Regions from separate parts of the Homo sapiens genome. Here region 2 is linked to region 1. A link is an interaction called in ENCODE POLR2A ChIA-PET data of the cell type or tissue named here. Cell type or tissue: PC-9. All regions are shown on one strand. Links, peaks and the distances in the headings refer to the core of each region. The heading gives the core; the rest is flanking DNA. Region 1 overlaps RNF220 (ring finger protein 220). Region 2 overlaps RNF220 (ring finger protein 220).

The links. ChIA-PET counts read pairs that join two places held together with the same protein. Peaks named below come from ENCODE experiments on the same cell type or tissue, not always from the same donor. Only the 100,000 strongest peaks of a DNase experiment are listed, where the experiment ranks them.
Region 2: POLR2A ChIA-PET joins it to region 1 with 5 read pairs; 2 of 35 experiments call an interaction of 5 or more read pairs at or near these places.

Annotation. Positions count from the first base shown.
Region 1 is chr1:44,510,170-44,523,318 of GRCh38, forward strand. The region is part of intron 2 of RNF220 (ring finger protein 220); the gene reads left to right. Among named protein-coding and RNA genes, the nearest start is that of MIR5584, 29 kb to the right of the region's middle. RefSeq lists a silencer at 11,380-11,545 and an enhancer at 12,619-13,149. In PC-9, for the core only: no CTCF peak of the experiment used is centred there; a DNase peak (open chromatin) is centred at 5,392; H3K27ac peaks cover 525 bases.
Region 2 is chr1:44,451,087-44,466,509 of GRCh38, forward strand. All of the region lies in intron 2 of RNF220 (ring finger protein 220), which reads left to right. Among named protein-coding and RNA genes, the nearest start is that of RNF220, 54 kb to the left of the region's middle. In PC-9, for the core only: no CTCF peak of the experiment used is centred there; no DNase peak of the experiment used is centred there.

The sequences.
Region 1 (13,149 bases), core at 771-8,770:
TCAAGGCAGCAGTGAATAGAGATCACGCCACTGCACTCCAGCCTGGGTGACAGAGTGAGACCCTGAAAAAAAAAAAAGGAAAGAGAGAGAGAGAGAGGAGGGAGGGAGGGAGAAAAGAAGGAAGGAAGGGAGGGAGAGAGGGAGGGGAAGGAAGGAAGGATATGACATGAGCTGCTCCCTCAGCTACCCCAGGGCACAGTGGAGCAGCACCTTCCTCCCCAAACCTGTTCCTTGTCTTGTATTTCATGCTCAGTTAAGGACACTGCTCTCTAGCCTCAGCTTGGGGCACTCTCCTCTTCCTGGGCTAAGTTCAGCCAAACTGCTTTTCCTTCAGTTTGTCTAATACGCAGGCTTTGCTTTTCAGGACATTAACATCACCCTCCCTGACTCTTACCCCTCCTTCCTGTCTCAGTGAATTTTACTGCTCAAAGAAGCCTTTCTGTCCCAATGTACATTTTGTCTTCCGGTTACACTTTCTCATAGCATTCTGTCCTTCCGGGATGTAACGTATCATGGTTTCTAGTGGCACGATGAGGTGGGGCAGTAGTTACCATGTCTCCCCTACCAGTCGTTACGCACTGTGAGCACAGGTGTCCTGCTATTTTGTTCACTACTCTATTCCCAGTGCTTCTGGGAGGCACTAAGGGGCTTAATACGGTCAATGAATGAATGAAAGGAGAAAAGGGAAAGGTAGTAACTCACAGAGAAAATGAGCAAAATGAAAACCAAGATTTCCCAGAGGTAAAGGTGAGAAAGGGTTGTTGCTCCGAGGTCTAGGAAATTTCTTTAGGCCCCCAAAATGGAGGCCAGTTGGCCTGAATGGTGCAGAGAACACTCTCGCAGTGGGGGGATGACGGGGAGTGATGTTTGAGGACCTTTTGGTGAGGCAAGGAAGCATGCAGCCCACTTCAGCTTTCTCCTTATTTTTCAAAGGTGCCAGTCCATTTTTGGAGCCCTGAGGAAGAGAAGGCTAGAGGGAGAACACTAAAGACTACAGCCAATTCTGATAAAGAATAAGGGAAAAGAAAAGGCTTTGCCTGCTGGAATAGCTTTGGGTGAGGTCACCATAGTTTTCTACAAGATAAAGGGATTGGCTACAGGAGCCACCAGAAGAGAGATCCCCGGGCCTGCGGGCAAGAAGTTGAACCCTAGAGAGAAACTTTCACTAGCGAAGGGTTAAAGGGAATAAATATGTTTAGCAATATATTGAGGGTGAGGGGAAAGGAAAGGTGGGGGACAGACCAGTGAGCATGTAGACTGCTAATAAATGAAGAGAAGTGGGAGATTCATCTTACCTCCTACAGGGCAGAGATGCTCAGCTCATTTTTTAGATCAGTCTTTAAGAAGAAAAATGACAAAAAGGAATTTGGATAATTAGGAAGTAAATGCAGACTGTGCAAAAATCGTTCCTGATAGAAAGCAGGTAGGAGAATACTCAGAAAATGTAAAGGTTTCACAAATCAGCAAGCCAGGATGACATCCATCATGAGATATTAAGGCTAGTGTTCTGGGAACATACTAAGCGGGGCGCTGATTGAACCACTTATAATTATGTCTGGAAAATCATAGAAAGTAAAAGGGGCCATCAGGAGGCTGGAGAAGTGAAACGGATGTGACTCCTGTCTTCTAAAAAATGGTAAACAAGCCTAAAAATGTTCATCCAGTCAGTTTGGAACTAGATACAATGAAAGGGGGAAAAAATCTGTCATCTCCGGGAGGAAAGTAAAATTGAGAAGCGTGTGTGTGCGTGTGTGTGTGTGTGTGTGTGTGTGTGTGTGTAAGTATGCCTAAGGGCCAAACCACACCAAACAGAATAGCGCTAAGTGATCAAATTGAAAACAGAAAAACAGATGTGTTGTAATGGGTGTGCCACAAGTGGCTGTTGTTAAAACAGGTTCAGGTTTTCGCTGTGGTTGTAGGTATGTAAATGAAAACTGCACAGAAAAGAAAAATCGATGGCAGGGAATCATTCAGAGAGAGGGACACTCTCTGGATGAACAGAGTATTCTGAACCAATTTAACATAAGGTCTCATTTTGGATGGGGAGAAAGCTGCATGTAACTGAAAAAGCTGATAGGTAGGTGTGGCTGAGGAACAATTCAGGAACCTGAAGAAGTCAACAACCACATGAACACCTAATTATGGGGGGAGGCGGTGGGTTGAAACAAATGAACATATTTGGGAGGAAATCTCTGCTCATCCAAAAAAGCCATAGGAAGGCCCTGGAAGCTGCCTTGCTTTGGGGGTTGCATGCACACAATTTGGATGTGGAGCTCTGGGACCTAGAAGGGAGGTGACACACTGGGGTGGTTTCAAAAAGAATGGGGACGGCCCCTAAGGGGGTTAGCTGAGAGGGAGTGGCTCCTCATGGTAATGATCCTAACTGACTCCACAGCCCCAGCGCCCTACACACTTTTACAAGGTTAAAGCAACAGCTTGAACCTGTATGGGGTGAGCATTTGTTTCCTTTCCAGATTGCCAGCTAATGAGGAAAGATTAAAGGAGCTAAATCTGTTTAGCTTGGCTAAGTGACGACGGAGGCGGCAGGAGTGGAGAGGCATGCTGGGCAGCCTGGCCAAGCGGAGGGGTGTGATAACCGTCTGCAGATTTCAGGAAGGTGTAACTACGGTGGAAGAAGAGCGGCTGTCTCAGGTGGCACAGGGGCCTCACCCTTCGGCAGCGAGTTTCCCAACAGTGAGCTCGGTGGCTCCTGGAGCAGCCAGTTGACCTGAGGAAGAGAGAGCAAGGATTAGGAACATCCCGGCTGAGCCAAGGGAGGGACCAAGCCAACCCACCCAATGGTCCAGGCACTGTCCCAACAGACCAGCTTTCATTTTGCCTTTTGCTAGCAGCATCCTCAGCATTCCCAAGGGTCTTCTCTGACTCTCTGCCCCCACTGCAGCCAATCCCTTAAGGGATTTGGAGTCCAGAAAGGTTCCCCCACTTTCTGGCCTGTGATAGACATTCGCAGTAGCTGGTTTGGCAATTCAGAACCTGCCTGTTCTTTGATGATATCTTCAGATAGATTATTCCAAGGCTATGAGATCAGAACCTGTGCGAGGAGCTCTTCTGGGAATGGAAATAACTTACCCAAAAGGGGAAGCAAGTGGCAAGGCCCAGGGTGTGGCGTCCCTGGGGTCCCGAGCCTGGCCCATGGGGGCCAGCCAGGCTGCCTCCCGCATGCTTGCTGTTGGCAATCTCATGGTTAAACACTTAAACAATCTTTCTTTCTCCTCTTTTCTCTCTCCTCCTCTCTCTCTTTCACTCTCTTCTTTTCAGAGTTGACAGGGGCCAAATAAAGGCCCTTTTAAAAAAAAACACACAAAACAATTTTGTTCCTTCTGAAAGTGATGGAGCGAAAGTGAGTGCAGATTATAGGCCTGTGAGGCGAGGGCCTTCCAGACGGGGGGAGAAGCGGTGACATGATGGGAACCTAATGGCAGTAATTGGCCCTGGCTTTGACAGGGCCCATATCACAGCTCAGGAAAAGAGAGATGTTTAAAGTAAAAATTTACACAAAATTATATGTTTTCGGGGTGAAAAAGACTGTTTGGATTTCATTTTTTTTCTTCCTCTTCTTCCCCCCAGGGCATGTTTCATGGGTCATCCTCTGCATGTGTGCGCGTGTGTCTGTGTGCGTGTGTGCACACATGCCCGTGCAGCTGTCTCCCCAGGTATATGGGCATCTTATGCCACATCGCCAATGTCTTCTACTTCCGCTCTTCCTGGAATAGAGGCGTTTGTTAGCTTTGGAAGTTTCCCTTCAGGAAGCAGAAAGAGCCTAAGAGAAGAAGGGAGAAAAGAACCATTCGAGTAATAGATCAGGCCACCCTTCATAGTATCACCACAGCAGACCTTGTTTGGATTCAATATATAGTCGTGTAGCATCTTGTATTTATCCTTGTATCGCTTAGTCCTAAATATAACCAAGTAATAGATCAAGTAGCTATATTTGTTTAGTGTCTAACTCCCACTCCAAACTGTGAGCTCTTTGAGTGCAGGACCCTGTTTCTCTTGTTAAGTGCCATAATCTCAGCACCTAGCACAGTGCCTCCCACGTAGCAGGCTTGCAGGATTTGTTAAATGAGCGGCCTAAAATAATGGAATTATGGAGGGACAGCTGCGATGTTGGAAGCCCGTGCCTTCCTGAGTAGAAAATGCTGATCAATCAGACTTTCGTCTAACTAGACAATACTAGAATATTCAGATAATTGATTCTTCATTGCCTGTTGGAAATGTAGCCTGAGAGGAAGACTTCAGGGGTTGCAGTGAAGCTAGAATATTAGGCATTCGTCCCTGGTTCAGAATGGTTTAGGCTTCCTCCATTGTGAGCTTCACTAGAAGCTCTACAGTCAAACCCCAACTGACTCTTTAATGCTGATGACCATGCTAGTGTTGAAACGATCTCCTCTTCCGGCCTGCAGAATGTCCTGCTGCTCCCTGTTTTACTTGGGATTTAGGTGTTCTCTATGGACTAAGCTAAGAACTAGCCAGCTATTGGGCTACTTTTTAGATTTTTTTAAAAAAGATATATCTTTTGGCTAACATGATAACAAGACCCATAAATGAAACAAAATTGAATGTTTTATTCACATGAGCTCAAGGGAAGTACCCGAGTCACAGAACCACAGATTGGGGAGTGGCTTTAGAGGTTCTGAAGTTCATGCTTTACTAGTTGTGTGCATAACCTCTACAGTAACCTCTCATGCTCCAGATGCAAAGATTGGCACGTCCAGCAGGGCAGGTAGAGTTTAAAGTCAAGAAGCAAAGGGGTAGGAGCTGGGCTGAACAAGGACCAGTCCTTGAAAATGGGTCAGTCATGGGGGAACAAACACAGAAAGGGAAGACCTAGCAAGACTGTTCCAGGGAGTGGCTATGAAGGCTGGAAATAAGTTCTGAAAGGCAAGTCCAGGAGGCTGGTGTTGAATGGAAATGTATAGCTATCAGCAGCAGGGACCAAGCCAACAGTCTATTCCCTTCCCATTTTGCCTCAATGTTTGAAGAAAATCTCAGCCCAGACAAACCAGGAGGTTTCAAGACCACTAGGGGAATCCAGAACACGGGGTGGATGTCACTGGGGACGGGAGAAGGGTAGCAGGGTATAGAATCAAATGGAAATGGGGCTCTTAGAGCTGTGGCAGTTGCTGAGATTAACTGAGGTCAACACAATTGAGTAGATGGTTCTTGAATAATGTAGGTGTAGTTTGTGTGGTGATTATTGTGTTAGGTACAGTAATAGCAGATAAAGTTGTAAATGATCCACAGGATTGGCATGCTCTAGGAATGAAGAAGTCATTGCTTGTGGTGAGAATACAGGTTCTTAAAGAAAAACTGAGGCATTTGGGGTTTCAGAACCATTTATTTGTCCCAACATTTATAGGATGCCTGCTCTATTCCAGGTATCATGCTGAGTCAAAGCTCTTCAGACCTACTATTTAATTTGAGTCACTTCCCTTTTATTTTCCCTTTGTGTGATGAACTGAGGGTGCCAGTATAGGGGAAAATGGCTAACATTCCATCCATGAAAATCACACAGTATGAGAAGGCTCTCTTGGCAATCTCAGAGTTCTCCGAGCTCTGTAGATGCTCCAAGAGTCTAGGAAACAGCAGCAGCTTACAGAAGTTTCCTCCTTTGACATTTAGCACAGAGATGGCAACCTTGTCCTTATCTGCTACCTCTGTGTAGGAATATTAAAATTGTAAATTACATACACTTTCCTAAAATACAGTCCTTTCACCCGGACCTGAAATAAATGACTTGGCTTCAGGTGCCTCTGGGTATCACTTGGCTTGCCCGTCAGTGCGGATCTGAAGATGAGACGCTAAAACCTTCAGATCTGCCTCCCTTGAATGTGATCTTAGCTGCTACACCATCTCCTTCTAAAAGGATAGCAAAGGAGATATGGGTGTTGTTTGCTTTTTCACTCATCTAAACTTTTTGCTTAAAATTATGGAATCTCAGAGCCTTGGAGATGATGCAACATATTTTTAAATAAACTGCCTCGTCTAAGTTAAGTGCTGGAAATACAAAGGTTTAAAAACAGTTCTCCTTTAAAGGAATTCATAGTCTACCAAGGAGACAGGCCAGCCAAAGAGGTAATGTCAAAACACTATGGTAAGTGCTAAGATAGATGTAAGATGCAGCACCTCCTAGAAGAAGCAAACACCTAAATCAACTAGAGACCTTAAGGAAGACTTCACAGAATTAGCAAAGCTTAAAATGAATCTTTAAGAAGTTTGCTACGCAGCCAAAGAGCAAAGGAAAGGTGTTCCCAGCAAAGGACATGGCATGATAGTTGGATGCATGAATTTTAAGTCAACTATTCCTGACCCCTTGTTCCTTAATATGTTTAGCAGCTTCTAAGAAATTTGCTGTCCTCATTTTTGTGATAGCTGTGTGCAGTGTATAAGGATAGTGAGAAAAAGAAAGGGATCGAAGAACCACCAAGAGAAAGGAAGATGGGAGGAAAGTGAAGGGAAAGAGGAAGAGAAGGGAAAGGAAACCAATATTTATGGAGTGTCTATTATATGCCATGTGGTTTTACATGATCTCATTTCATATTATTTCCATTCCATACATTAAGTCAATGTGTTTCAGAGAGATGAATGATTTCTTCACCTAACTTCACCTTTTTGTCCTCTCCTGTCCCCATTCTCATGCTAACCCTACCTCAGACCTCTCTTTGAAGCTCCACACTGCCTATTTACCACCACCACATGGATCTCTAACAGACACTCTGCCCTCACCAGTCCAGAATGCTGCTCATCATTTTTCCCACCAAAACTGTTCCCTCTCCCCTTTTCCCATGGCACCTCCCCATCCACTTGTCCAAGCCAGAAACCTGGGAATCACTCTTCAGCCTTTCCCTGTTCCTCAGCCCCTCAGTCTACCTCTAAATCCTATCTCAAATGCATTCCCTTCTCCCCAGCTTGCCTGGCACCGCCCAAAATCCAGGCATCAGCATCTGTCCTCTGTCACTGCTGGAACTGTCTTCTATTTGATTTCTCCCTTCCATCCTTGCCACTTCCCATTCTAGCCTCTCCACCTGGCAGCTAAGGAATCTTTTTAAGAGATATGACCCCTAGAGTCAAGCCCATAATCCTTAACGCGGCAAGACCTGCCCCCTGTCTTCCCGGACCCCCATCTCTCCTCGGGGTCTTTCATCCTGCCCAGTTCCCTCTCTCCAGCCTCCTTACATGACTGCTTCCCCTCATCCTTCAGATCTTAGCTTCAATGCCATTTCCTCAGAGAACTCGTCCCAGTCTATAAAAGATTTCACCTGTTTTTTTCTTTCTTTCTTTTTTCTTTTAACCTGGCCTTTGACTGTTGTCATCACCGACTTTTCTATTTCTTATCTATTGTCTTCAAGTGTGTTTGACAAATGTAGTTAGACATTTATTTGCCTGTTTAGTTGTTTCATGTCTGTCTTGTTCACTAAGTGTAAGCTCTGTGAGGGCAGCACTGTGTTTCTTTATATTTTTAGAGACCAGGGTCTTGCTCTGTCATCCAGAGTCATCAACACTGTGCACAGCACTGAGTAGAGAGTAAGCACTTAAATGTTATATTTTAATACATTACATATTTTTGTTAAAAAGGAATATTAAATTAAATGTGTTCAGGATAAAGAAGAGCTTGGATTTAAATCCGCCTCTAGGGCCAGGTACGGTGGTCCACACCTGTAATCCCAGCACTTTGGGAGGCCAAGGCAGGTGGATCACCTGAGGTCAGGAGTTCGAGACCAGCCTGGCCAACATGGCAAAACCCTTTCTCTACTGAAATTACAAAAATTAGCTGGGTATAGTGGTGCGCACCTGTAATTCCAGCTACTTGGGAGGCTGAGGCAGGAGAATCACTTGAACCCGGGAGGCGGAGGTTGCATTGAGTGGAGATCGTGCCACTGCACTCCAACCTGGGACAGAGCAAGACTCCGTCTAAAAATAAAATAAAATAAAATATAAATAAATCCACCTCTAGGCTGGGTGTGGTGGCTCACACCTGTAATCCCAGCATTTTGGGAGGCCAAGGTGGGAGGATTGCTTCAGGCCAGGAGTTCGAGAATAGCCTGGGCAACATAACAAGACCCCATCTCTATAAAAAATAAAAAAATAAGCCAGAGCAGTGGTGAGCACGTTTAGGCCCAGCTACTCAGGAATCTGAGATAGGAGGATCGCTTGAGCTCGGGAGTTGGAGGCTGCAGTGAGCTATGATCACCCCACTGCACCCTACTCACTCTGGGTGACAGAGTGAGATCCTGTCTCTAAAAATATGCAAATAAACCCACCTCTTCCTGATGCCAAAGCTCATGATCTTTCCTCTTCCTCAGGCATTCAGTGGGGGAAAATCCAACACAGGCCATCAGGCAGTGCATGGTATTCCTGGAGTTTGTTTCAGAGAAGAGACAGAAAGCCTTTAAAAACAATCCTGGGCCGGGCGCGGTGGCTCACACCTGTAATCCCAGCACTTTAGGAGGCCAAGGCAGGCAGATCACGAGGTCAGAAGATCAAGACCATCCTGGCTAACACAGTGAAACCCCATGTCTACTAAAAATACAAAAATTAGCCAGGCGTGGTGGCGGGTGCCTGTAGTCCCAGCTACTCGGGAGGCTGAGGCAGGAGAATGGCGTGAACCCGGGAGGCAGAGCTTGCAGTGAGCCGAGATTGTGCCACTTTCCTCTAGCCTGGGCAACAGAGCAAGACTCCGTCTAAAAAACAAAAAAAACAAAAAAAAAAAAACTTAATCCTGATTAGAAGGTGAACTCTTTGCAGCTAGAGGCCATGTCTTCATTGTTTAGTAAAGTGCCTGGCACAGGGTAGATGCTCAATAAATAATGAATGAACGAACAAATGAACCATGAGAAACTCACAGGTTTCTAATTTGAACAGATGGGCAGAGGCACCATTCACTGAGGTAGATGAGGGAGAGGAAGAGCAGATTTGTTGGCTGGGTTGGGAGGGGTGGGGAGAAATGAAAAAAGAGTTTAGTTTTAGAATGACATGCAGAGAAAGGCACAGTTGTCAATAAGCGTGTTGTGTTTTGAGAACAATGAGAAGTTTATTCATTCAGTCATTTATTTATTTAGTCATTAATCAACAAATATCTATTTAAAGCTTAATACATGTCAAGCACTACGCTAGGCACTGAACATATGATAATAAATCAGACAAAGTCAAGAAAGGGAAATGGATAAGAAACACCTATTAAAATGCAGAGTGGCTCATGCCATTATCAAAGCAAGCATAGGGTGCTGTGTGTGGGGCCTCAGAAGCGGAGGCTGCAAGACTTCCTGGGGAAAGTAACACCCCAGTTGCATCCTGAGGAATGGAGGAAGTAGGTGCTAGCCAGACTGAAAGCCAGAGAAAGGGTGTTCGAAGCAGAGGAAGTAGCATGTGCAAAAGCCCAGCAGCAAAAGAAAGAAAAGCACTCAGAGAACTCCAGATGGTTCAGCAATGTGGGAATCCAGTGTCGAGCTCAAGGTGCTCCACGGACAGTAGTAAGCGGCCCAAGTTGTGAACCTCCTTGACCCCCCTCCCTCCATCTCTCCATGTAGAGAGAAGAATAGATTGCACGGAAAGTCAAGTGCAGGTGTCAGTCAGTCCCTGTGACTCACAGTAGGATGTGTGAGGGGAAATGAGGAGAAAGTAGGGTTGAAATTATAACCTTGGACCAAATTGTTAAGAGCCTTGTCTGCCATAATGGAGGGTGACTTCTAGGGGCAGTTGGTAACCACTGAAAGTTTTTAATTGGGAGGGTGGTGGTGATGACATGATCAGATCCATATATTAGAAAGATAACTCAGGGCTAGTGTGAAAAATGGATTAGCAGAGACATGACAAGAAGGGACTATATTTTCTGTCAAGAAGGCATTCTTCAAACTGGAAAAAAATAGAATGGTAAGAAGATGCTGAAGTCCAGCATTGTGTGTGTGTGTGTGTGTGTGTGTGTGTGTGTGTGTGTGTGTGAGAGAGAGAGAGAGAGAAAGAGAGAGATTGTAAGAAACTACATGAGTCTCGGGCTGGGCGCGGTGGCTCACGCCTGTAATCCCAGCACTTGGGGAGGCCAAGAAAGGCGGATCACGAGGTCAGGAGATCGAGACCGTCCTGGCTAACACAGTGAAACCCCGTCTCTACTAAAAAATACAAAAAAAAATTAGCTGGGCATGGTGGCGGGCGCCTGTAGTCCCAGCTACTTGGGAGGCTGAGGCAGGAGAATGGCATGAACAGGGGACATGGAGCTTGCAGTGAGCCGAGATCGCACCACTGCACTCCAGCCTGGGTGACAGAGCGAGACTCCGTCTCAAAAAAAGAAAAGAAACTACATGACTCTCAGTTCTGACGTTCATGGGCAACTTAACTCCCTGCCATCTGCCTCTCCTGCCTTGGGTTTCCCTGACACATTTTGCCTCCTCTGCTCAAAGAGTCCTCCCTGCGTCTTGCCCATCTTAAAGTAAAACTTCAAGTTCAAGCCTTCCCTACTGCTCTTCCCCCAGACAGATTGAACAGTTTCATTCTCTAGGCTGCTATATCATTCTGGACATAACAACTACATTATAATTCCTGTTTTTCTCATCTGTTTCCTAAACTAGATTATATACTCCTTGAAGGCTAAGACTGTACAAGTTTCTTTGTATCCCCGACATCAGGTATTGTTCATGGCAAACACTCAGTGAGTACTGGATTGGAATTTATAGGAATGCTAATAAACTGGGATGATCTAATAATGTGATTTGTTTTTGTTTTTGTTTTTGAGATGAGGTCTCACTCTCTTGCCCAGGCTGGAGTGCAGTGGCGCAATCATAGCTAGCTGTAACCTCAAACTCCTGGGCTCAAAGGATCCTCTCACCTCAGCCTCCCAAGTAACTAGGACTACAGGTGTGCACCACCATGCCCAACTAGTTTTTTTATTTTTTTGTAGAGTCAGGATCTCACCATGTTTCCCAGGCTGATCTGGAACTCCTGGGCTCAAGTGATCCTCCCAACTTGGCCTCCCAAAGTGCTGGGATGACAGGCATGAGCCACCACCTAAGGTGAAATTTAATAAATGTGAATTCCTGCACCTGGATCTAAAACTTTAGCTGCCCCAGTACAGGATAGGAGAGCAAGATATCTATTCAGCAAACATCTCCGGACTATCAAGCAAATGCTAGGTACTGTGCTTGACAGGGGACATAAAGCAGGAAACCAGGGAGACACATTCTTTGCCGTCATGGAGTTTACACATGGGATGACAAATTTTAAACAAGTAACCAAATATAAGTGAAATGCTGTAGAGAACAATATAGAGTCCAATGGAGACCTCACCTGGTCAGGACCATAGAGGAGCACTCTATGAGGAAGTGATGTATAAGCTGACCTGAAAGACTGCTGGAGTTTTCTAGGCAGAGTCAAGGGTTGGGCCTCTGTGGGTGTGGGTGGGGGCAGGGGTGAGATAGCGTTTTCAGCATTGTTATCATTACTTCCTTAGGCAAGTCTTCCTTGACTTCTCTGAAGAGGTCACATCTTCTGTGGCCACATGGATCGCTCGTACAGAACTTACCTCTACTGCAGATTCATGTTTATTTCTGCCATGACTTGATCAATGCCCAAGGCCCCCACTAGACTGTATGCACGGTGAAGAGACCTGTCCCTGTGCTCATCAGTGTATTTCTACTGCCTAGTACAGTACCTAGCATGTAATAGGCTCTCAATTGATGTCTACTGAATGAATGAGTGAATGAATGAATGAATGAATGAATGAAGTGGGTATTCCAATCAGAGAGAACAAGCACCAAAGACCAATGTGTCTGGGAACACAGTGAAGGGGAGACTGAGTGTCTCAGAAAATCTGAGTGTTTGGTCAACTGCCAGCTATGCATGAAACAACAAAGCAAGATGGCCGCAACTTTAGGATTTATTAAGAAAAATCTTGTCTCTACTCTGTCTTGGCCAGACTAAACCTACAGTGTTGTTTTCTTTCCTGGGTGCCACACTTTAGAAAAGACCATGACAAATGTTTGCAAAACATTTCCATGTGGGAAGCTCCATCACATGATGGAAGGATGGTGGGATTTGAATCAGATGGACATGGTTTGAATTCCAGCTCTGTCGCGTGTTCACTGAATTGGACAAATCGCTGAACTTCTAAGAGCCTCTTTTCCTATCCATAAAGTAGGACTAATAATATCCAGAGTCCTGAAAGCTAAATGGAATGACATGCAAAATGCCTAACATGGAGCCTGGCACACAGTAGGCACCCAATAAATGTGAGGCCCCATACCTATTAGAAGAAGCAGAACTCAGAGCATTTGAGTTACAGAAGACTTCTTGAAGGGGGTAAAAGTCGAACTGGTCACTTAAGGACTGGAGGATTCTATTTTATTGAAGAAAAGAGAGACCTTAATTGAGGTGGGTGGACAATAGTTGAGCACAGCACTGGGCTGGGCTCTATGCATGGACAGAGAGAACCAAGTAGAGACCAATCTGAGCTTCAGGTAGAAACATCCCTCCTGGGGGGGCGGGGGGACCTTCTGTGCTTGATGTCACCTTCCCAAAAGGAATGCAATGCCCGGGGACCATCTTTGACTAGTATACCCATTTTGGAAAGTAGGGAAACTCGATCTTAGTTTATAATTTGCTCACAAACTTAGATAACCTCTGAGGCCCTGCCCTCCTGGAGCTGGTGTGGTACATACATTCCACTAATGGTAGTTAGAGCAAGTAGGACTGTGTGTGCATGCATGCATATGCTTAAGCACTCACAAAGCCAAAACAAAGCGTGCTACCCACACTGGCCTTGGAGCTTGGCAGTCACAACCAACAGCAGCCCATCCAGAGAGCAGCTTTGGGTCTGGAAGGACTAGTAAGGGAGAAGGAAGGCGAGAGATGGGGAAGAACATATGTTCAAAAATAAACACTGCCTCCTGCTAAATGGTCTAGAAAGCATCTGTAAGAGGGGCTCTGGGCTGTGGGGTTTCCGAGGATGGTGAGTGTGGGAATGTTTTGTCTGTAGAGTTGGGGCTGGGGGCTTCCACATCCTGCCCACTGCCACATCTGGGGAAGTCATCTGCACTGGGCTGATGGCTCCCCGAGCACTCCTGCTTTAATGGCTCGTGGTGCCGCAAGAAGTGGCCCTGTAATGGCCATTCCAGGCTGCCCCGGGGAAGGGTCTGGGCA
Region 2 (15,423 bases), core at 3,755-11,754, 56 kb before region 1:
GCAGGAGAATGGCGTGAACCTGGGAGGTGGAGGTTGCAGTGAGCCAAGATCGGGCCACTGCATTCCTGCCTGGGCGACAGAGTGAGACTCCGTCTCAAAAAGAAAAAGAAAAAAAAAAAAAAGACTGTACTTGTTTACATTCCCATCCAAAAGAGAGAATATTCATTTACATAATGAGAATAATCATTACACATCTCACCAACACTGGATATTATCAGTCCTTTAATTTTTGCAAATCTAATGAATAAAAGTATATTGTTCTTTTATAGATTTTCTGTGGCTACTAATGAAATTGAGCATGCTTTCATATATTTATTGATTATTTCTATTTGTTCTGTGAATTGCCTGTTTATATTGTCTTTTTCTCTATTAGATTGTCTTATTCTTTTTAGTTTGAAGGTTCTCTCCATTACATTATGATATTAATTCTTTCTCTGTGATATGTGTTGCAAATATTTTTTCCTGGTCTATTGCTGGTCTTTATTTACATTGTCTTAAATCATACATAAGGTTTTAATTCTTTTTTATTTTTGATTTTATTTTATTTTTTTTTGAGACGGAGTCTGGCTCTTGTCGCCCAGGCTAGAGTGCAATGGCATGATCGGCTCACTGCAACCTCAGCCTCCTTGGCTTAAGTGATTCTCCTGTCTCAGCCTTCCGAGTAGCTGGGATTACAGGCATGGGCCACCACGCTCAGCGAATTTTTGTATTTTTGGTACAGATGGGGTTTCACCATGTTGGCCAGGCTGGTCTCAAACTCCTGACCTCGTTATCCGCCCACCTGGGCCTCCCAAAGTGCTGGGATTACAGGCGTGAGCCACCGCGCCCAGCCTTAACTCTTCTGTCAGTCTTTTCTGTTATGGCTTCTGAAGTTTGTGTTTTGCTTAGGAAGGGTATTCCTACCCCTTAGAAGACGTTATATGTTTTAAATTTTCCTTTCAATAATTTGATAGTATGTAGTGTGAATTAGGTTTATAACTTTAAGAGAATTTCCAGTAGTCCCAACACAATTAAATAGTCCATCATCCTTTTCCTACTGATTTAAAATGCCAGGCTGTACATGGGTTTGCTTCTGAATTCTGTTCTACTCCTTGGATTTTTTTATTTTTGGTCCATTTGTGTGCAAACACCACACTGTTGTGATTATTGTAGCATTATAGAATTTTTAAAAAACCTTATGAGGCCAGCTGGGTGCGGTGGCTCACGCCTGTAATCTCAGCACTTTGGGTGGCTGAGGTGGGCTGATCGCTTGAGGTCAGGAGTTCGAGACCAGCCAGACCAACGTGGTGAAACCCCGTCTCTACTAAAAATACAAAAATTAGCCGGGCTTGGTGGCGGGCGCCTGTAATCTCAGCTACTCAGGAGGCTGAGGCAGGAGAATTGCTTGAACCCGGTAGGCAGAGGTTGCAGTCAGCCGAGATCGCGCCACTGCACTCCAGCCTGGGCAACAGAGCGAAACTCCATCTCAAAAATAATAATAAAAATAAATAAATAATAAACCGTATGGGGCCAAAAACTGTGTATTCTACCTTCTTTTTTATTTTATTTTACTTTGTGGATTTTTAGTAGAGACGGAGTTTCACCATGTTGACCAGGCTGGTCTCGAACTCCTGACCTCAAGTGATCCACCTGCCTTGGCCTTCTTGAAGTGCTGGGATTACAGGCGTGAGCCACTGTGCCCAGCCTCTACCTTCTTATTATCTTTCCTTTTTCTTTGCCTCAGTAGTTTTTGTTCTCATACTTTTCTTGACTGCTTTTATACATCTTCTCCCAGGTGAACTTTAGAATAAATCTGTCAGTTCCATAAAATATCTTATAAGTATTTTGATCAGAAACTCATTAAATTTATAGTTTAATTTGAGTTTCATCCAGGAATATGATGTGTTCCTTATTTATTTTTGTCTTCTTTTAATGTCTTTCAATAAAATTTACAATTTCTTCATATAAATCTTGGACATATTGGTGAGTTTAGTTGCATGTATTTTACAGTTTGCTTGCTATTGTACATCTTCCACCATGTCTTTCTATTTGGTTATAGTTGGTGTATAGGAAAAGGATTAATTTTTGTGGCTGATCTTTTATTAAGGCTTTACTAAAATATAGTATTAGTTTTAAATTTTACAGTTCTTAGATTTTCTAAGTTGAAAATTAAATCACTTGTAAATAGTGATGGTTTTATGTATTTCTTTGTGATGGTCTTTCTTTTTCTTGTCTTATTGCACTAGTTAGGACTTCCAGTGCCATATTTAGTAGTTGCAACTATAGCAATGAAAGCTGCCATATTTATCTTGTTCCTGACTTCAATAGGTATGGTGAATATTCTTAACAAATTAAATAAATTTTCTTCTATTACTGGTTTTGCGAGAGTTTTACATTTTTTATTTTGTTTTTTATTTGTTTTCCTGCTTGCCTCTTAAAATCAGGAATGGATATTAAAATATATATAACTTTTTGAAGGATCTTTTCATGGTGATCATGAGGTTTTACCTCCTGTAAACTATTAAGGTAATGGATTATATTAATAGATTTCTAAATACAGAACCATCCCCTGCATTACTAGATAAATTTTATCTAGTCATGAAAATTGTTTTTTTAAGAACAGTTAAGTCTAAGATATTTGCATTTATGTTCTTAAGTAAGCTAGTAGTCTTCTTTATTTATGCTATCTTTGTCTATTTTTTATATTGGAGCAATATTAGTTTAGTGCAATGGTTCTCAAATGTTTGGTCTTAGGACCCATTTGTCCTCTTAAAAATTATTGAGGATCCACAGAGAACTTTGTTTATGTAAGTTACCTATCAATGTTAGAAATTAAAATGGAGAAAATTTTAAAACACAAGAATATACAAGCATGCATTTTGTTATTAATAGTTGCCAGAGCAATGACATCATCACATGGCATTCCATTAGCCTCTGGAAAACTCCACTTTACACTTGTATGAGAGAATGAGAGGGAAAGAGTCAAAACATCTTAGTATCATTATCAAAATAGTTTTGGGTGTGTGGACTCCCAGATAAGTCTCAGGGATCTTCACATATCCCTAACCTACACTTTGAGATCTGCTGATATGGCAGAATGAGTTTACCATTCTTCCTATGTACTAAAATAAGTAACTTAGAAATTATTTATGTGTTGAAGGTAGAACTCATCTGTAAATTATTTGAAACTGATGGTTTTTGGAATGGTATATCTTTGCTTATCATTTCCATTTCCCCTACAGTTAATGTTCTACTCAGGTTTTATATCTCTTCTTGGGTCAATTTGTAAATTTATGTATACTGGAAAATCATGGAATTTCATGTAGATTTTCATTTCTTTAAGAGTAAAGTCATGCTTACATTACAATTTTTAGATTTTCTATTGAAAATTAAATCCCCCTTTTTTTCCTTCTAATACTATTTACCTGTGTATTTTCTCTTTTATTCTCATTTGGATTTGCCTTGGGTTTAACTATTTTATTGCTGTGTGTTAGTGTGTTTTAAAGAACATTTTTTGGTATGATTACTCAAGTTTATTGTTTTTTTGTTTGTTTTTCAGTCTATCTTTACTAATTCATTTATTTTGGTGGGTTTTTTTTTTTAAGTCAGATTTATTGAGGTATAATTCATATATAGTAAAAACCCTTTACAGTGTACAGTTCTGTGAGTTTTGACAAATACATATAATCATTTAACCACCACCACAATCAGGGCATAGAAGAGTCCTACCACCCTCAAAAATCCCTTCATTCCCCTTTGTAGTCAGCCTCTTCTCTCCTGGCATCTTGTTTCCTGTTTTGGTAGTTTCTTCCTTTTTGTTACTGAGTAGTATTCCATTATGTGGATATACCGCCATTTGTTTATGCGTTCACCAGTCAAAGGACATTTAGATTGTTTCCAGTTTGGGGCAGTTATGAATAAAGCTACTATAAACATCTATGAACAAGTTTTTGTGCAAACGTAAGTTTTCTTTATTCTTGAGTAAAGAACAATGAGCAGAATTGCTGGGTTAAATGGTAAGTTTAAGTTTGACTTTATAAGAAATTGCCAAGCCATTTTCCTGTCATTCTCTGTTCACTAGATTTGCTTACTATTTGTTTTGCTCTTTCCTTTGCTTCTGTCAAATCTCTGTTTTTGGGATGTGAGTTTAGACTCCTTACTATGATTCCCTTTAGCGAGGGCATAGGACACACCAAAATGCCTCAAGCACAAAATGCCAAGGAGGACACCTCAGTGACAGGATGGGAAAATGGAATCATAGGAGGGAGAGGAGAAAAATAAGAAAGAGGAAAACGGAGAGCAAAAGAAGGGGAAGAAAAGAAATGAAAATAAAATGATGCATAGGAAGGCAGCGGTGAGTGCATGGAGCTAGCAGTGAGACTTTCTAATAGTCTTGTTGCCAGTCTCCTGGGGGCTCATGGGGCTCTCAAAGAAAAATTTATGGGATGGAAAAAATGTGGTAGGGATTTAATAAATATTTGATTAACTGATTGATTAATTCATTAAGGAGCTTGGTATTTTAAGTAGGTTATAAGAAACAAGTTTGTTAGAACTGCAAAGGCATGAACTGGAGACAGTAAAAACATTGAAAACCACATGGAAAGATGAATAAGTTGAGAGAGAAGAAGAACCCTGAAAACTGATCTAATGGTCTGGAATAAGAAGAGGGGTCGGCACTGGAGATAATCAACTAGTCATAAAACTACATAAATACAACACAGATTGTTTTGGAATAAACACGGGAACTTAGTGAAGATCAAGGGTGACCTTCTGAGTTCTCTAGCTCTAGCACGTGCCATCTGTCCCTGACTGACACCTGAACCGATCTCAGAACACCCTGGGGCCAGACAGCTAAGTGATGAGGAAGGAGTGGTACTGAGGGAGTGTAAGCTTTGGGGTGGGAGTAAGGGGTAAATTAAATGCCTCCAAAGATCCCTCTAGCTTTCAGATCTTGTGATGCTTGTGAAAATATTGCTAGAGTGTCATATTCTTAGAATAAGGATTCTCTTAATTTGGAGAAAGGCCCTAAGACCTTCAAGGGGAAAGAATACACAAAAGCCATTGGGTAATCCAAGCCAAGACAATTACCATTAGTCTCTGGAGGTGTTTAATTTAAGAGAGAAAGAAGTTCCTTTCCACTGAAGAATTAATGGAATTATTTGGTTACCAAGGGTCCAATGTTCCTATTATGAAGTAAGGTAACTGCATGTTGTAGAAGAAGGAAAAAATGGTAGCAGGACAGATGTCTTTTCCCTTCAGATTATATGAATTTTGTGCATGGCTTTCACATTACATTAACTATGAGTTTAGTCCTTCCCTCACAAGAAAGATCATTCACTTTTCAGAGTGCCGGAAAGCCCATGGAGTTGAGATACTATATAAATGTCATGTGAGAAATGACATTAAAAAGTTGCACTATTTAAGAAACATTTATTAAGGACCTACTAAGCACTGGGAACTGTTTTAGGCACTGGGAATACAGCAGTGAACAAAACAGACCAAGTCCCTGTCCTCAAGGAGCTTCGTAAGTTTTGGTAGGAGCACATGGGGTCAAGGAAGTCTTAAGAAAGGAGTGACATTTGCTGCACTTCCTATCTGTTGTCTACGTGGCAGCCAGAAGATTTCTAAAATCACAAACCTGAAAACGTTATTCCCTTGCTTAGGTCTCACCAATGGCTCCCTTTTGCTTTTCTGATGAAGATCGAACTTATATTGCCATGGCCTGCACAGTCCTGCAGGGTCTAGCCCTCTCCCTCTCTGGCCTCATACCCCTCTGTCTCTTCCATCTGGGGTAGGACATCCTGCAATCCCATCACACTGGACTTCTTTCAGTTTCTCCATCATGTCACCCTTCCTTCTGCCTCAGTGTCTTAGCACCCGCTGTTCCCTGGATCTGGAACACACGTCCCCCCAACCCCTCCTGCTCCTACCTATCCCCAACTGCCGCCAGTCTTGCCCAGTTACACCCACGTATCCTTCAGCTGTAGCTCCAATGTTAATTCCTTAGAGTTTTCCCAACCGTTTCCCCTTCCCTGCAAGCTATATATACTCTCCCAACACCCTCCCAACACTCTACCTTCCTCTCTCCTCTTCCTCCTCTTCTCTGCCCCTTCCCTTGAACACTAAACAAATGAACACACAAATAAATATAAAATAGTAAATTGAGATAAATGCTTCAAAGGAAAAGAATAGCTTATCATAACATTTCAATAGGGAAACATCATTTTATATATATTATAGAAATATATTAGTTCATTCTTCACTCAATAGGTGCCCAGAACTATTTGTTGAATGAATGAAAAAATGAATGAAAAAAATTATGAGTAAGATTTCTCCAATTAGAGAGGGAGTGAAGATAATTCCAGGCAAAGAAAATGACACAGAGATACTGAAGCATGAATGAAGTAACTGGCAGATGACTAGAAAGACGGGCAAGAGGGACTGGCTCCTTTACAATAAGATGGTAAAGGTAGGCGGGATACTACTTATAACCTTGGATTTTTTTTTTTTCTGGTTGAGAGTAGGGGTAGATGGTGGAAATTAAAAGTATTTAAGCAAGGAAGCGTTATATTTAGATCTGCGTTTTAGGAAGATAGCTGATTCTTCATCTAGGGCTGTTCCATGTCTGAAATTTTAAGTTCTGAAACAGAGAAGTCCTTCTCATTCAGCATTGCTACTAGGTTGCTTAATCAAAGTCAGTTAAAGTGGTACATCATAAAAAGTACCACATATACTACATATATACTTTCAACATTGCATTCTAACTTAGAAATGCACAACCACTTGCTAGTCTTTGGGTAGAGTGTCAGGGCCTTTTATCAAGTGTGGAGTCCTTGATTCCTGAACAACCATATCCATATTGACTTGTCTACGGATTTTGGCTTCGGCTTCTTTACAATAGAACAAGAAAGCCAGGTGTGATGGCTCACGCCTGTAATCCCAGTGCTTTGGGAGGCTGAGGTGGGAGGATTGCTTGAGCCTAGGAGTTTGAGACCAGCTTGGGCAACATAGCAAGACCCTCCCTCTACACAAAATAAAAAATAAAAAAATTAGCAGGGCATGGTGTAGGCACCTGTAGTTGCAGCTACTTAGGAGGCTGAGGTGGTAGGATCACTTGAACCCAGGCGTTACAGTGAGCTATGATCATGCCACCGTACTCCCAGCCTGAGCAGCAGAGTGAGACACTGTCTCTTAAAAAAAAAAATAACAAGAAACTTAAATATTCTTATGAAATAGCCTCTGCACAGACTCCATTGTTAGGATTTTTCCAGTTTTTTTTTTTTTTTTTACTAATATCATAATGGTTAGGACAGTCTCTCAAGCCAGACCACCTGGGTTCAAATCCTGGATGTACCATTTCCTAACTTGGGTAAGTTGCTTAGCCTTTTTGTGCCTCAGTTTCCTCAGTAACCACTTCAGAGAGTTATTGTGAGGATGAAATGGCTATTTTATATAAAGCCTTAATATACTGCCTGATACATAGTAAACATTCAATAAATGTTAACTGTTTTCTAGTTGTCTTACCCACACCCAATTCAATAGCATTTAAAAAAGAGATTTACCTTTATGAAACTTCCCAAAGTATCTGATTTAGTGTTCTTAGAAACAACAGTTCTCTTTCTTTTCGCACGATTGGTTTACATAATGTTTAATTAAATTATGTAAATGTAATAACTACTACCACAGGAATAAAGAAATTTTGGAACAATCACAGTGACTTACACTCAGCTGGTAAAAGTGGAAGTAGTATATGTGTGTGGAAGAGTGGCCTGCCAGCCGTGAGCATTCAGAGCACTGTGTCCATTAACTGGAACATATTACAGCTGGAATGGAAAGTTTTAGTTAACCCAGTAAGTCAGTAGGGAAGAGGCTGGTTAAGAGAGCATCCACTCTTGGACGACAGCCTCTACCTTGCAGCTTCCTCTCTCCCTTGCTCCTGTTATAACTGTGCTTTCATCTCATTGACTGCCTAGATCCAAGCCAGACCTTTAATGTCCCAAAGCACCAAAAAAGAGAATGTTCCCTTATGTAATTTAAAATGAAAACAATTCTAACTTGTAAAATAAGTGTAAGGAAGTTCAATAAATTTCTGACTTTTACCATGGTGATTCTTTTGGTGGGTTTTTTTTTAATTTCAAGGTTTTTCTAAAAATATGTTGTGGGGGTTCACTTTGCTTTTTGGATGCCCTAAGAATGTGTTTATCTATTGAGTAATCCAGCACTGCCTTTGACGCTTCCATTTCTTCCCAACCTCTCAGCCTTCTCCCAGAATTACTTCCTTTCCTACTGAGCCTACATCTCATGATCCACCACTTTTAAATGCTGTCTTGCCAATGTCTTCTACCCAATTTCCTTACACACTTGTCCTCACACAGAACCCCCCCTAATAAACCCCCCAAAACTGGTATACTGCATTTGAGATAACTTTGTAGCTTCCAGGTAAAAATGTCCAAAAAGTAGTCAGACACAAAATCTGAAACCCAGGAGACGAAGTAAGGGTAGATAAAGGAATTTGGGGATCTTCGAACAAAAAAGTGAGATTTGATCCTGTGCAGGTGGACCACATGGCCAAAGAAAGGCATGTAGAGTGGGAAGAGCAAGAGCTGGACTGAGAACTCTGGGAACACCACTGTGTAAGGGGTAGGTGGAGCGGAACTGCCGATGAAAGAGGGAATATCCACATGCAAGGAAGCCTGAATCCAAGGAAGGAGAGCTTCAGGAAGGAGTGATTATGGATGTCAAGTGTATTAAAGAGGTGAGGTCAGATTAGACAATACCTAGAACCTAGTAGGTTCTCAATGCATACTTGCTAACTGATGGATTCACCAAGACCGAAACAGTCAGGAAGTCACTGATGATCTTGGTGCTTAGTTTGAGTTTTCCTAAAAGTGGACCCTGAGACGAGGATTAGTCTATTTGAAAGATGAAGAACACTGGTGTGTGTGGGAGAGGGGGATGAACAGGGAGGGGACGGCCAGTAAAGGGTGAATTAAGCCAGCAGCCACCCTGGGCAATTATAGCTTAATCCCAACGGGAAAGTTCAGGGAGTCAGTGCAGAACACCCACCTCATCGTTCCTCGTCTCACGGGGTGAGGGAGCTCTTTCAGGTCATTGGTTGAGGGCTGTTCTTAGAGGGCATTAATTCACTGACATTTCCAGCCTGCTGCTTGGGCAGCAGAACAGACCCCGGCTGTGAGAGAAATCCCTCAGGTGAATGAATGCAGGTACCAGCGCCTGGAAGCCTGGGGTTCACTGAAGTAGTAAGGGCAGGGGATACTGGTAGGGCAGTGACATCCTCTAACACCTGGTACCTGCAGTTTCACTGGCAGAAGCTAGACTGCTGTGGAGCAGTAGGAAATTGGAAGTGAGAAGTGGAGGAAATGGGTGTAGGTAACTATTTCAAGATGTTTGGCTGAAAAAATAAGATAAAAAATATGTCAGTAGGCTGATTCTGCGAAGGGTAGGAAAAAACAGGGTAAAATGGGAGATCGGAGAGTTCTTCGATCATTGAGGGTTCATTGAGGGTTCTCACAAAACTTCCCTGTTTTTAGTTAGGGGAGAGGAGGTCAGCTGCACTAACCACTTCTTACTTCAGGATCCTCTTTTAGCTTCCCCAGACAAGCGCCCAGTGTTTCCTCTGCTAGACTTTGGGTCCTGGGTTCCCCAGCTAAAGAGGCCGTGCTGGTACAGCCTCACATGCTAGCAATTCTAAGCCTGAAGTGCCAGAGGAATAGATTGAATATAGCTGCAGAGCAGACTGGGACACGTGTGGAACACGGTGGCCAGATTCTGAACCCTAGGAGAACCACAAGGTCAGAGGAGACCTTCTGAGGGGTCTGCCGCTGCTGAGGGACTCCTTGCATTCCTGGCCTTCCCCCTTCCCTGTCAGCACATCTCAATAATTAGTTTGGTTTGGGTGTAACAGACCTGCCCCATAGAAGGAACCTTCCTGGGACATTCATCTAAATAACTCTTTGATTGATGTCTCTCTCTTAGCTAAAGCTTAAGCTCCCGGGGGCAGGGACGGTATTCATTTCAGCACTATTGTATCCCTAGAGTCTGGTGCCTAGTCAGTACTCAATAAATATTGCATATTTAATGCAAAAATACCCAGCAACAGGTAATGCTGTCTATTGATGGTGCCTACACCAAGAAAAAGGTAAAACCAGGATTTTTATCCTTCTAGAAGTGGATTTTCTATGCAGTTAATGAATTTAAACTTACAGGTCCCTTACTTGCATGAACTCCTTTAAAGACCCTGGAAGAGGCCTTAGTGATATTTTTACATGGTTACATTTTTTCATGTTGCAAAAATAAAATACTTTAATCAAAATTAAGACTCTTGTTTTCCGTCTGAGTTCATATTTCCCCTCCTGGAGCGGCGTTGGAGTGGCTGTGGATGTTTTGGTGATCTGTTTCAGGAAAAGCAGAGTTGGGAGTATATTTTATATTTAGTTTATTTGAGTATATTTTGTATTTAGTTGATGCATCTGTTTATGTGGTTTGCGGTCTCTTCTGTGTAGAGTTAACTTACTCCTGCCTGTCCTGGTATATAAATGGCTCTCAGGAGTACTGCTACTGCCTACTATGCTAATTAACTGGGTCAGGCCATGAAGGTGCATGATGAGAGCTTGTCAGGGGACATGAATGTGTCCTATGATGCTCTGCAATGGAAGAGAAACAAAGCTTAAAATGTATGGATCCAGAAACTAGTCCTCACATATGTAAAATTGTAAGTGAAAATTTTAGTTCTTGTTAATGGCTGGTCAAAATGAAACCTCGCATCTGTCAGGAATACATCTTAATGCAGTGTATACAATTGTAAATGTATCATATTTTTTTCTTTTCTTTTTTCTTTGTTTTTTTTTTTTTTTTTTTTTGAGCCAGAGTCTTGCTCTGTTGCCCAGGCTGGAGTGCAGTGGTGCCATCTTGGCTCACTGTGACCTCCATCTCCCAGATTCAAGCGATTCTCCTGCTTCAGCCTCCCAAGTAGCTGGGATTACAGGGGCACACCACTATGCCCGGCTAATTTTTTTTTCTTGTATTTTTAGTAGAGATGTGGTATCACCATGTTGGCCAGGCTCATCTCAAACTCCTGCTCAAGTGATCCGCCCGCCTCGGCCTCCCAAAGTGCTGGGATTACAGGTGTGAGCCACCACGCCTGGACATATATATATTTTTTAATGGGAATCACATGAAATGGAATTTATTAAAATTCCTGTGTTTATAGTGTATAAGTCTGTAGCAATACTACTAACAATGAGTGCATTCTTATGTGAAGTATATACACATCTCCAAAATATTGACCAAAGGTAACATAAAACTCATAATATGTCGCTATAACCAGGACACCAATAATAAGCTGTAAAAGAGTATCAATAAAGTCTGAGAATATTAAGGAAAATTTGAAAGGCCATGAAATCTTACAACTCCTATATGAAAGAAACTTGATAGAGGTTTCCCCAAATTTCACATTAATCCTTGACATTTATATAACAGTACTAGTAAGGGGTTTTGAAGTGGAAAGAAATTCTCTAAGCTATCAGTTATAAACAAATTTTGGTCAACAATGGTAGAAAAAAGACAGGATTTTCTATTTTCTTTATAGAAAAATGAAGTATAGATGCTTCAAAATTGTTCACATGAAGAGTCAGAGTCCACAGCTTAGAAAATACAAGAAAGGCCGGGCACGGTGGCTCACGCCTGTAATCCCAGCACTTTGAGAGGCCGAGGTGGGCAGATCACAAGGTCAGGAGATCGAGACCATCCTGGCTAACATGGTGAGACCCTGTCTCTACTAAAAATACAAAAATTAGCCAGGTGAGGTGGCAGGCGCCTGTAGTCCCAGCTACTCAGGAGGCTGAGGCAGGAGAATGGCATGAACCCAGGAGGCGGAGCTTGCAATGAGCTGAGATTGTGCCACTACACTCCACCCTGGGCCACAGAGCAAGACTCCATCTCAAAAAACAAAAAAAGAAAATACAAGAAAGGCCGGGCGCAGTGGCTCACGCCTGTAATCCCAGCACTTTGGGAGACTGAGGCGGGCAGATCACCTGAGGTCGGGAGTTTGAGACCAGCCTGACCAACATGGAGAAACCCCGTCTCTACTAAAAATACAAAATTAGCCAGGTGTGGTGGCACATGCCTGTAATCCCAGCTCTTGGGAGGCTGAGGCAGAAGAATCGTTTCAACCCGGGAGGCAGAAGCTGCAGTTAGCTGAGATCGCACCATTGCTCTCCAGCCTGGGCAACAAGAGCAAAACTCTGTCTCAAAAAAAAAAAAAAGAAAGAAAGAAAATACAGGAAATAAGCACTTAGAAGTGTATCAATTAATTTAAAATTATGTCATTGGAATATTTTTATGATGTTTCTCATTTTCCTCAACCTTTAAAATTTTGTAATTGTTGTGAAATGATTTGTCGTTCTAATAAATACTCACTTTTGAACCTAATTTTATATTTGTAATTTTGTTTCTTTTTTTTTTTAAGAGAGTCCTCAAAGTCATATGCTAAGCTTCGGATGCCACAGAATGTGAATCTGCCCCATATCCTCCTTATCTGCCTGGCTTTAGGTGGTTTGGGCTGTAAAGCAATATCATCTCGAGTCCAAACTATAGACAATTGGTGTATAATTGGCTTCCATGTAGACATTTTAGATGTCTCCTGACCTCTTTCTTTGTTTTTAGACTAACTTGAGTTTCCAGAATTAACCAGGAGCTGAGAGCCACTCCCTTCTAATTCACTCATGGAGTTTGAGCTTTAATCTTCCTGAGCCTCCTCATTCTAGACTCACCCTGAGCCCAGGCTCCAGGGACAGAGTCTTTCCTTTTCCACAGGGTAACCTCTAGAATGGAGACAGTTGAAGAGGAGAGGAAGAAGGTCACATGTGTGCAGAATTCTAATCTGGTGATTCTTTGGAGGGGTGCCTCCTAATTGGTTCAGTTGGCATATCTTGCAGAGAAATCTGACAGAAATAAGAAAGGAGGGGGCATACTATGAACAGTTGCAGAAAATAGGGATATTTAGCCTAGAGAAAAGATACCACTTTTAGAGTCCTATGTCAGCAGCTCTTGCCACAACAACATTGTATAACAAACTTACTCAGAATTCAGTGTCATAGATGATGGATGTATATTTCTTGAGTGTACAGTTGTATAGATCACCTGAGATTCAGCGAGTCTAGGCTGAGGTCAGATGGGCCTGACTCTAAGCTGTGGATTAGGTCCAGGTCTGTTCCATGTGTCCTTTATTGTCCTTGAACCAGCAGCTGCCAGAGGCATGTTCTTCTCATGGTGAGAGGCAGAAGCCCAAGAGACCAAGGCAAACTTTGCATGTGCATCTTTTTCTTTTTCTTTTTTTGTGCATATCTAAAATCTCTACTTGCATTATATCCGCTAACATTCCACTGGTTAAAGGAAGTCGATGGCCAAGCCCAAAGTCAGAGGGTAGGAATGTCACTTCATCCTGCTTTGAAGACTAAGCAAGTCATATGAGTAAAGCACATCTGTGTGGCAGAGAAGATGGGAGGCAGAGGAATGAAGGGAATGGATATTTGATGAGCTAATATGCCACAATAGCTATTATATCAAAGAAACAGCAACTTTCCTCATCTCTCATTCAGTCCTCAACCCACGAAAGCCTATCCTCACTCCCCACTCTTACCAAAATCATTCTCTTACTGACTGCCTCATTCCATCTAGAATCTGATTTCTCTTCTTCATTCTCACTACATTGCTTGCCTAGATTGCCGCTATAGCCTACTAACTGCTCTCCTTGTCTCTGGTCTCATCCTTTCCTGATTCATCATTCATAGAGCTGCCAGCTATTATCCGTATCTCATCAGCATCCACATCATCATTATTGTTACCTATTTTGCATTATACTTACTGGTTTATGTGCCTGGCTCCTTCATTATACTGAGAGTGTCTGGATGGCAAGAAATGTGTTTTATTTACCTTTGAATCTCCAGCACCTTACACAGGGTCTGACACATAGTAAAACTTCAATAAATTAATGTGAAAAGAAAGAATCAAAGAAAGGAGATGGGGTTTCAGTTCAAGTCTGCGTGACCTGAAAACCCATACTGTTTCTACACTATCATAATATATCTTTAGTCACAGCTGTGTTGCTGATAAAAATAAGGACACAGCTCAAACCCTCCCACTGCGACACCAGTGGAAAAGCAGGTTACTGAATCTAGATTAACTAAAGATTCTTCCTCCCATAGTCACAATAATCCTTCCCAATCCTAATTCCTCTCAAATGGAAAGGTCTAGAAGCCATAAAAAAATTTTAATGGCCATAAATATATTAAATATATTATATTAAATATATAAAAAAATGATCAACTTTACTCTTAGATAAATCCATGTGCCATTTTTTTTTTTTTTTAGGTGGACCCTCGCTATGTTTCAGAGGCTGGCCTCAAACTCCCGGGTTCAGGTGATCCTCCTGCCTCAGCTTCCTGAGTAGCTGAGATTACAGGCATGCACCACCACACCTGGCTGCAATATGCCATTTTTTACCTATCAGATTGGCAGAGATCAAAAAGGTTTTAATAGTGCACAAGTATACCTTAGAGATGTTGAAGATTCAGTTCCAGGCCACCACAGTAAGGCAAATATCACATCAAAGCGAGTCACATGAACTTTTGGTTTTCTGGTGCATATAAAAGTTACATTTATGCTATATTGTAGTCTATTAAATGTGCAATAGCATTATGTCTAAAAAACAATGTACACACCTTAACTTAAAAATATTTCATTGCTTAAAAATGCTAATGATCATCTGAGCCTTCAGCAAATCATATTTTTGCTAGTGGAGAGTTTTGCCTTAATGTTGATGGCTGCTGACTGATCACGGTGGTTGCTTAAGGTTGGCGTAGCTGTGGCAATTTCTTAAAATGAGACAACAATGAAGTTTGCCACATTGACTTTTTATGAAAGATTTCCCTGTAGCATGTGATGCTATTTGATAGCATTTTACTCACAGTAGAACTTCTTTCAAAATTGTAGTCAGTCCTCTCAATCTCTGCCACTACTTTATCAACTAAGTTTATGTAAGATTCTAAATTCTTTGTTGTCATTTCAGCAATGTTCACAACATCTTCACCAGGAAGTGGATTCCATTTTAAGAAACCACTTTGTTTGCTCATCCATAAGAAGCAACTCCTCATCCATTCAGGTTTTCTTATGAGATTGCAGCAATTCAACTACGTCTTCAGGCTCCACTTATTGTAATTCTCGCTATTTTGACCACATTCGCAGTTACTTTCTCCACTAAGGTCTTGAAACCCTCAAAGTCATCCATGAGGGTTGGAATTAACTTCTTCCAAATTCTTGTTAATATTGATACTTTGGCCCCCTCCCATGAATCATGACTGTTCTTAATGGAATCTAAAATGATGAATCCTTTCCAGAAGATTTTCAATTTACTTTGCCCAGATC